2 separate regions of the Homo sapiens genome follow, and region 1 is linked to region 2. The links are chromatin contacts, found by Hi-C or POLR2A ChIA-PET in ENCODE. All regions are on one chromosome and are shown on one strand. The core of a region is the stretch at or near the end of the contact, and the rest is flanking DNA. Distances in the headings are between cores, read along the strand shown. Region 1 has its middle 35 kb from the start of CABLES1. Region 2 overlaps RBBP8-AS1 (RBBP8 antisense RNA 1).

What was found. Hi-C counts contacts between places; a loop is a spot of excess contacts on that map. ChIA-PET counts read pairs that join two places held with the same protein, here RNA polymerase II (POLR2A).
Region 1: a loop to region 2 is called in a map with no recorded cell type, with 6 times the contacts of the local background. The contact joins two enhancer-like sites. A Hi-C loop is called at or near these places in 1 of 37 single-sample maps with no recorded cell type. POLR2A ChIA-PET finds 5 or more read pairs at or near these places in 3 of 52 experiments (HEK293, IMR-90 and MCF 10A).

Annotation. Positions count from the first base shown.
Region 1 is chr18:23,097,741-23,102,249 of GRCh38, forward strand. No RefSeq gene overlaps it. Among named protein-coding and RNA genes, the nearest start is that of CABLES1, 35 kb to the right of the region's middle. RefSeq lists an enhancer at 1,925-2,219. Within about 2 kb of position 2,056, at least 7 of the 41 ENCODE cell types and tissues checked have a DNase peak (open chromatin) inside an H3K27ac peak, as active enhancers do.
Region 2 is chr18:22,776,875-22,781,707 of GRCh38, forward strand. The region is part of intron 3 of RBBP8-AS1 (RBBP8 antisense RNA 1); the gene reads right to left. Among named protein-coding and RNA genes, the nearest start is that of RBBP8, 150 kb to the right of the region's middle. Within about 2 kb of position 2,262, at least 2 of the 41 ENCODE cell types and tissues checked have a DNase peak (open chromatin) inside an H3K27ac peak, as active enhancers do.

The sequences.
Region 1 (4,509 bases), core at 806-3,305, 320 kb after region 2:
CCTGTAATCCCAGCTACTCAGGAGGCTAAGACAGGCAAAGCACTTGAACCTGGGAGACGGTGGTCACAGTGAGCCGAGATCGCATCCCTGCACTCCAGCCTGGGTGACTGAGCGAGACTCCGTCTAAAAATAAAATAAAATAAAATAAAAGCCGGGCACGGTAGCTCACGCCTGTAATCCCAACACTTTGGGAGGCCGAGACGGGTGGATCACGAGGTCAGGAGATCGAGAACATCCTGGCTAACACGGTGAAACCCCATCTTTACTAAAAATACAAAAAGCAGCTGGGCATGGTGGTGCACACCTGTAGTCCCAGCTACTTGGGAGGCTGAGGCAGGAGAATTGCTTGAACCCGGGAGGCAGAGGTTCCAGTGAGCTGAGATTGTGCCACTGTACTCCAGCCTGGGCAACAAGAGCAAAACTCCGTCTCAAACAAACAAACAAAAAAAAAATAGAGAGAATTGGAGGCCAGTCACAGTGGCTCACACCTGTAATCCCGGCAATTTGGGAGGCCGAGGCAGGTGGATCACCTGAGTTCAGGAGTTCAATACCAGCCTGGCCAACATGGTGGAACCCCATCTCCTCAAAAATACAAAAATTAGCTGGGCATGATGACGGGTGCCTGTAATCTCAGCTACTCGGGAGTCTGAGGTGGGAGAATCGCTTGAACCTGGGAGGTGGAGGTTGCAGTGAGCTGACGTCGTACCATTGCACTCCAGCCTGGGTGACAGAGCAAGACTCCGTCTCAAAAAAAAGTAAATAAATAAAAATTAAAAGAGAATTGGAGAACAAAATGGTAAGAGGGTATATAGTCAGAAAGCACCACCGGGAACTTATGCCCATACTCCCCAACTAGGCTATACTGGGACCACTTAACCCTGAAGATTCAACCCCCACCTCAGACTCTGGGAACAATCCTGTCTCTATTCAGGAAAACGTAACAAACCGCAGGCCAGAGGGTCCATCCTGGGTGAGCAAGCCTGACCCCTGGAAATGTGGCCTCTCTTCCTGTTGGTCAGGCTCTACCCTCAAGGAGCTTATAGTCTGGCTTGGAGAAGCAAGACACATGGAACAGCAGTTCCAACAACGTAAAAAGGTATCATGAGGTTAAGTCCTAAATGAGTTTTACAGATGATACATAGTGTAAATAAAAAAAAAAAGGGAGAACAGTTGTGGCCGAGGGTCAGTTTTGTGAAACACAGAGTGTGGCCATCACTTTATAACAGCAGCAGGTCTTGAATAAGCATGGAAAAAAGAGAATGTGCATTAGTGGAAGGTGCAGAACTGAGGGAAGTCAAATGAGCAAAGGCCACATTCTTTTTTTTTTTTTTTTTGAGATGGAGCCTCGCACTGTCACCCAGGCTGGAGTGCAATGGCACGATCTCGGCTCACTGCAGCCTCCGCCTCCTGGTTCAACCAATTCTCTGCCTCAGCCTTCTGAGTAGCTGGGATTACAGGCGCTTGCCACCACGCCCGGCTAATTTTTGTATTTTGAGACCAGGTTTCACCATCTTGGCCAGGCTGGTCTTGAACTCCTAACCTCATGATCCACCTGCCTTGGCCTCCCAAAGTACTGAGATTACAGGCATGAGCCACCATGCCCAGCCGTTTTTGTTTGTTTGTTTGTTTGTTTTTGAAACAGGGTCTCACTCTGTTGCCTAGGCTGGAGTGCAATGGTGTGAACATGGCTCACTACAATCTCAACCTTCTGGACTTAAGCAATCCTCCCACCTTAGCATCCTGGGTAGCTAGGACTACAGGCACGTGCCACCCTACCCAGCTATTAATAATTTTTTAAATTTATTTTTTGTAGAGAAAGGATCTTCCTATATTGCCCCCGGCTTAAGAGATCCTCCTGCCTCAGCTTCCCAAATTGCCATCCTCTTGCCTTGGCCTCTCAAAGTGCTGGGATTACAGGCATGAGCCACCATGCCTGGCTGTTTGACCGTGTCTTGATTTAGTGCTTCAACTCTAACCAAGTGCCTTAGCTGACAGGTGCCTGGACTCTGCCTTCCTGTCTTTGCTTAGCACTCTGGTATTTCTGGGCCCTCAACTTCTGTAGTTTACCCACTTCTGACTCACTGCTGTTCAAGCACTGGGTTTCCGTGTACTCTGGCCTCAGTTCCCCGCCCAGCTCTTTTGACCAAAGGCTACCAATGTCTTGGCCTAATACAAGGAACGGTCACCAGCCACCCTTGGGCAAACAACCCAGACTTGTTCCTAAGAAGGGGAATGAGAGCGGCTATTTTATGTGGAGAAGGAACCAAATTCATAGGCTTGGGTGCTTTCAAGTAACCAAATCCAAGGGAAAAGTTTGTCTAAAATTTTCTCTTTTTCTCCCTGTACTTTGATAAATTCCTTTTTATTTATTCATTTTTTTCTTTTCTAAAAATTGTTACCAAACATAATAGAGATTCACTTAAATACATCATGAATGATAGACTGGAATATTTTTGAATCATATTCACCAAAACATTAGAAGTGAATCAGTAGTAGTGTGGTCTCTGAAGTCAACTTTAAAAGAATTGATCCATCAGCTCCGCCAAGAGTCAATAAATCTGCAGGAGTCATGATAAGACCCATGATCAAGATAAACCTGCCGTGTAATTCATGTAAACATTGGGGTCAAAATATTCATGGCGCCTAAAGTAAATCAGTATGTTCATTCCAAATGTGATTTTTAAAAACTACATATGATAGATATTTTTCTCTTTTTATTTTTTTATTTTTATTATTTTTTTTTTGAGACGGAGTCTCCCTCTGTCACCCAGGCTGGAGTGCAGTAGTGCAATCTCGGCTCACTGCAAGCTCCCCATCCCGGGTTCACACCATTCTCCTGCCTCAGCCTCCCGAGTAGCTGGGACTACAGGCGCCCGCCACCACGCCTGGCTAATTTTTTGTATTTTAGTAGAGACGGGGTTTCACTGTGGTCTTGATTTCCTGACCTCGTGATCTGCCCACCTCAGCCTCCCAAAGTGCTGGGATTACAGGCGTGAGCCACCGTGCCCAGCCTTTTTTTTTTTTTTTTTTTTTTTTGGAGACAGTCTTGCTCTGTTGCCCATACCGGAGTGCAGTGGTGAGATCTTGGTTGGCTCACTGCAACCTCCACCTCCCAGGTTCAAGCAATTCTCCTGCCTCAGCCTCCCAATTCTCCTGCCTCAGCCTCCCAAATAGCTGGGATTACAGGCACATGCCACCACACCCAGCTAATTTTTGTATTTTTAGTAGAGACGGGGTTTCACCATGTTGGCCAGGCTGGTCTTGAACTCCTGACCTCAAGTGATCTGCCCACCTTGGCCTCCCAAAGTGCTGGGATTATAGGTGTGAGCCACTGTGCCCGGCTATCATAGATCTTTTATACCTTAATTAAGTTATTGCAATTCACAGTCCAGTAATACACGAAAAATGTTTTTATTCTACAAATTAGAAACTGTATTTCCTAGGGCAATGCCAAAGTAGATACAAATCGGGATGATGATTGGCTACCTAATAAAAATGCATGAAGGCCAGGCGCGGTGGCTCATACCTATAACCCCAGCACTTTGGGAGGCCAAGGCAAGAGGATCACCTGAGGTAAGGAGTTCGAGACCAGCCTGACCAACATGGAGAAACGCCGTCTCTACTAAAAATACAAAATTAGCCAGGCACAATGGTACATGCCTGTGATCCCAGAGACTCAGAAGTCTGAGACAAAAGAATCGCTTGAACACAGGAGGTGAAGGTTGCAGAGAGCCGAGATTGTGCCATTGCAATCCAGCCTGGGCAACGAGAGTGAAACTCTGTCTCAATATAATAATAATAATAATAATTAAAATGCAGCCATGGTGCAGTGGCTCATGCCTGTAATCCCAGCACTTTGAGAGGCCGAGGCGGGTGGATCACGAGGTCAGGAGATCAAGACCATCCTGGCTAACATGGTGAAACCCCATCTCTACTAAAAATACAAAAAATTAACCAGGCGTGGTGGTGGGCGCCTGCAATCCCAGCTACTCGGGAGGCTGAGGCAGGAGAATGGCATGAACCCGGGAGGCGGAGCTTGCAGTGAGCCGAGATCGCGCCTCTGCACTCCAGCCTGGGTGACAGAGCGAGACTCCGTCTCAAAAAAAAAAAAAAGAAAATTAAAATGCATGAAAATACAGTGCAGGCAGAGGCAGGTGAGGTGAGGGCGAGTAGAATATGATGTTTGGATTCTTAGGTTTGTCCTTATCTGAAATCTTGTTGACACAGGCATGAATGTTTGAATTTCTGAAGGGTGTGTGTCTGTCTATCTGAGGCTTTTTATTGCTATGCCTGCTGGCACGCATTTCTCTTAATGAAGAGCTTTTGATAAGCTGTAAGAACCTCACAACATACAGACACTTCCTAACAACAGCGTGCTTTCCTCTGGAAAAGGAACCAGAGACACAAAGCAGTTGATGCTGTTCATGTTCTGGGGTTCACTCGCAAGCACTTGAAGGGAAACGACTGGACAGTTCCTGTGAAGACAGGGTTTTCTTGAGAGTTTCTAGG
Region 2 (4,833 bases), core at 1,012-3,511:
CCATTCTTCTGCCTCAGCCTCCCGAGTAGCTGGGACTACAGGCACCCGCCACCACGCCTGGCTAATTTGTTGTATTTTTTAGTAGAGATGGGGTTTCACCGTGTTAGCTAGGATGGTCTCGATCTCCTGACCTCGTGATCCGCCCACCTCGGCCTCCCAAAGTGCTGGGATTACAGGCATGAGCCACCACGCCCGGCCTGAAAGTACTTTTTTATCTCTCCCTGAGAACTTATGACATTGCTGTTCCTGATACCTGACACCGTGACCATTCTCAAAACTGCAGAACTATCGACCAGAAGAATGAAAAGTTATCCCCCTCAAACTACAAGGGGAATACTAGAAGAAAAGGAAAAGCAAAAGGCCTCTCCACTTTAAAAGCCCATGGTCTCTTCCACCAGAAGGTAAGAAAGAACGGCCATTACTTATTTAGCTCAATTAAGTAAGAACTTTCTTATAGTCAGCTATGACCAAGAAAACAATGGGCTGCCTTGGGGAGCTCAAGCATGGATTAACCTATCCATCACTAAAACAAGGTTGCTCAAGTCGAGCACAAAGAAACCTAGTGGGTACTTTTGTACCTAATTCCTTAGAGACATGTTTAAGAAGCCCCAGAAGTTACATGTCCAAGCCAAATGGGTTTGCTAAGGTGTCATCATCACATCAATAATTTTGATCTTCAGTGCTAAAAATATGAAACATATACAGGCAGTGCTGCTTTAGTTGAATTGGGTGGTAATGGTGAAGATAGGTGGAGAGAAGGGAACCTGTTTTTATTTGCTTTGAATCTTTACTATTCTACGTAAATTTTATTCTGAAAAAAAGATTCCTCAGATATTCTGGTATTTTGAAGCCCACTAGGTAATTATTATTCCTCCCAGAAGAATCTGCATTATCCTACAAGAGGGAGACTTCTAGAAATGCAAAAAGGACACAACATTATCATTTTCTCCTACCGCCTGTTCAAACCTGTTCCATGAAGCTAATTCTCTTCTCTCCTTGAGATGAACCTAGAGTATGTCTATTGTCTAGCCCCATCAGATACGAAAATACAAAATTCCACACAAAACACTTTACTCTCACTTTTATCCAAAATCTAACTTACTTCAATTATTTAAATATCCTTTCCCATGTAACAGTCAAAAAATTAAAACCCCAAGCTTCATTTAGAGGGAATGCTTCTTCCCCTCCCCAGCATGGGCTGCTACAGGCTGGAAGCCTGCAATGGGAAAGAGGGACATGGTCACCTTCTTCTCTGGGTGCCTTTCCTTGCTTCTCTTCCTCCCTGTCAGCTTTCTTGCTGTGGTTTCTGCTCTCTCCAGAGTTGAAGTAGGGCAAAGGGGAAGGTGGTACTGTTTGGTAAGGAGCAGAAAAGGTTGTACCTGAAAGGAACCAGAATTGCCTAGTGTTAATGCTCTCTGGGTCGGAAATGAGTTTTAAACTGTCTCTTTTCCTCATGGGGGCACTTCTGCTATTTCTATGGTGACTCCCCTTCTCCATTAGGACAGCTATTAGATTGAGGTTCCTTTGAGACATCAATCTCTCTCTTCTGGCTGGTTGCTTACAGCCTTCTCACCCCCTACTCCTCTGACTAGACACTTCTATCCCTTTCCTGTAAGATTTCCTTACCTGTGTCAGGAAACCCCCTAAGGTGTGGTCCCTCAGCAGCTCTGTCTGACATGTCCCACACCTGATCCATAGAACACATATACACACATATACTTCTCAGTGCTTCAGGGTCCTCTTCTGTAAGATGGAGATATTAAGCCAAGTGCAGTGGCACACACCTATAGTCCCTGCTATTCCAGAGGCTGAGGTGGGAGTACCACTTGAACCCATGAGTTTGAGGCTGTTGTGCACTATTATCGGGACTGTAAATAGCCACTGCACTCCAGCCTGGGCAACACAGTGAGACCTCATCTCTATAATAAATAAATAAGAGAATATTAATAGCAACTCTCTCCTATGGTTGTTGTGAAGATTAAACAAAACAACAACTGGCCCAAAATAAACACTAAGATAACAGTAACTTTCCCAAGCTCATATTATTAGTAGTAAGTAGTAAAACTAGATCTGTCCTCCTTCAAAGCCAGGGAGGTACATTTCCTGTCACACTACATTTCCAGGAGGGAGGTATTTTGAACCAAGGAACTACCCAGAACTACTCAATTCATCCACTCTGCTCACTCATAAGACTGGCTATGGGCATGGTTTTGGCAACAAATTGATTGTCCTGGCACCTCTGGTTCAACTCTCCAGCAGCACCCTAAAGCTGTAGATCAGCAGCAGGAAGTCCCTGGGCATCCTCCCCCTTCACTCCAGAGCATCACACCAGGCTGAACTCAAGAGCTGTCACAATGCTGGGAAAAGTGCCAAACTAATCTCTAGAGCATGGGGCACTCTGACACTTGACATAGACAAGAGGATAACTTTTTTCACCTTCGAGCCAACATTATACTCTTCAAATCCTCTTTTAGGAAACCTTATATAAAACCATGCTCACTCAATAGACAGCCTCCAAAGTGAAGCCTGTCTCACTAGGTCTTTGACACTCCTTCATTAGGTGACTATCTGCTACCAACATAGAGCAAAACTAGAGAGATTTCTGCCCTAGAGACCACATCTTGAGGTGCAGAATTTTCCCACTCTCTGTTCTCTCAAAGTATTCCTTAGAGTATTCCTTAATTGATATAGTTACATTAAATTATAGAGCTAGTCTCACGTAGACTATTCATTAAATATTCTCTTTCAGCACACCAGAGTCACATTTTCTATGCTTTAAAGGTCAGAAATCTTTTTGCAAACTTCATATCTTTCCACCCCAAGGTGGAGATTCATCTTCAAAGGTTCCTAAAAGGGATGTGATTCTATCGCAAAGAACATCTTCCTCTGGAAAGAACCAACTGGCTTCCATCAAAGCATTTCACAACATTTATGCATCATTCCTACAGGCTACTTGGTAATTGCAAAGACAAAGATGTACCTTTACACAGGGGCAATATCTAGTACCTTAACCACATAATCAAGCTAAGCATCACTGATAGTAGGATACTCTAATGTTATGTTCTTACTGATGTGAAGTGATACAAAACACAAAGCATCATTTATTACATATCTTGCCAAATATGTTTAACTTGAATCTTATCAACCCTTTAAACCTAATTTCCAGTTTATGGGAAATAGAAATGATAAAGGAACAAGTCTAAAAAAAAAAAACCAACAAACAAAAAAATAACCATAAGGAAACAAGAAGGCTAATTCAGAACATAGAATGTCCTATAAGACAACTGGCCAAGTTTCTTCAAAAAGTCAATTTCACAGGGAAAAAAAATAGGTGACACTGCTCAAAAATAAGACACTAAGGAGATATAATAACCAAATATAATGCATGAAACTTCATAGAGTCATGGTTTGAAGGAAATAACTGTAAGACACATCATGGAGAAAAACTGAGGAAATTTCAGTGTGAATTAGATATGAGTTGATATTAGGCAACTGTTACTTTCCTGAGGTGTCATAGTAGAATGTAACTATAGTAGAATATACTTATAATTAACATATATGTGATGAAGTGTTTGTAAGTAAAGCATCATGATGTCCAACCAATGTGTATGCACATATCCACACACATTCAACATGTGTTAACAAGTGTGGGTATTATAAGTGGATATGCAAGTATTCATTGTAATATTCTTTCAAATTTTCAGCATGTTTAAAAATTATAAAAATACAGGTGAAATGTTTCTATTTGCAGATGTGAGGACAGTGTAGAAAATCCCAAAGTATCTATAAAAGCAAAATGAAACAAAATACCTCCTAAAGCTAATTAAGTTCAGCCAGCCGATTAGGTATTACTGCAATGGGCTGCCCAGTAATCAAAGAGGACTACTTATTTCCCACCAGGGTTTTTACAAAAAGATTCATTCTGATAAGTTCTCTGATGAAGTTCAGACATTGTTACAGGGGGTGGCACCAGCTTCTCTACATCTCTATCAAAATCAAAGAAAACTCAGAAAAAAATGGAAAACAAAAGTTGCCTTATTATTCTACTATTTGAGCAGAATCTACCTGACACAAAGCAAATGCTTGTTTAATTTCAATGACATTCATAAAGTTGTAATTGAGAAGGAAAAAACGTAAAATTTATTTAAGAAGTCTATAAATCTCCCTATTTACAAAACTTTTCTTAATATACAAAATAAACTGGGATCAAAAGTTTTTATAACCCTAAAAAAAAAATACAAAAGTACAGCCAGGTTACAGCTTAATCAACACACAAATCAACTGCATTTCTTTATACAACAATGGACATATGAAAACTAAAATTAAAAACACAATGCCATTTAAAATTGCTCCAAAGAAATACTTAGGTATAAATGTAAAAAAGTAAACACACCATGTACAAAATATGTATGCTTTAACTACAAAATATAATTTAAAAATTAAAGAGCCAGGCACAGTGGCTCACACCTGTAATCCCAGCACTTTGGGAGGCCGAGGCAGGTAGATCACCTGAGGTCAGGAGTTTGAGAACAGCCTGACCAACATGGAGAAACCTCATCTCTACTAAAAATACAATGCCTAATTTCATTACTTACCCAGCAGTCATTCAGGAGCAGGTTGTTTAATTTCCATGTAGTTATATGGTTTTTAGTGAGTTTCTTAATCTTGAGTTCTAATTTGATTGTGCTGTGGTCTGAGAGACTCTTACAATTTCAGTTTTTTGCATTTGCTGAGGAGTGTTTTACTTCCAATTATGTGATTGATTTTAGAGTAAGTGCTATGTGGCACTGAGAATAATGTATATTTTGTTGTTTTTGGGTGGAGAGCTCTGTA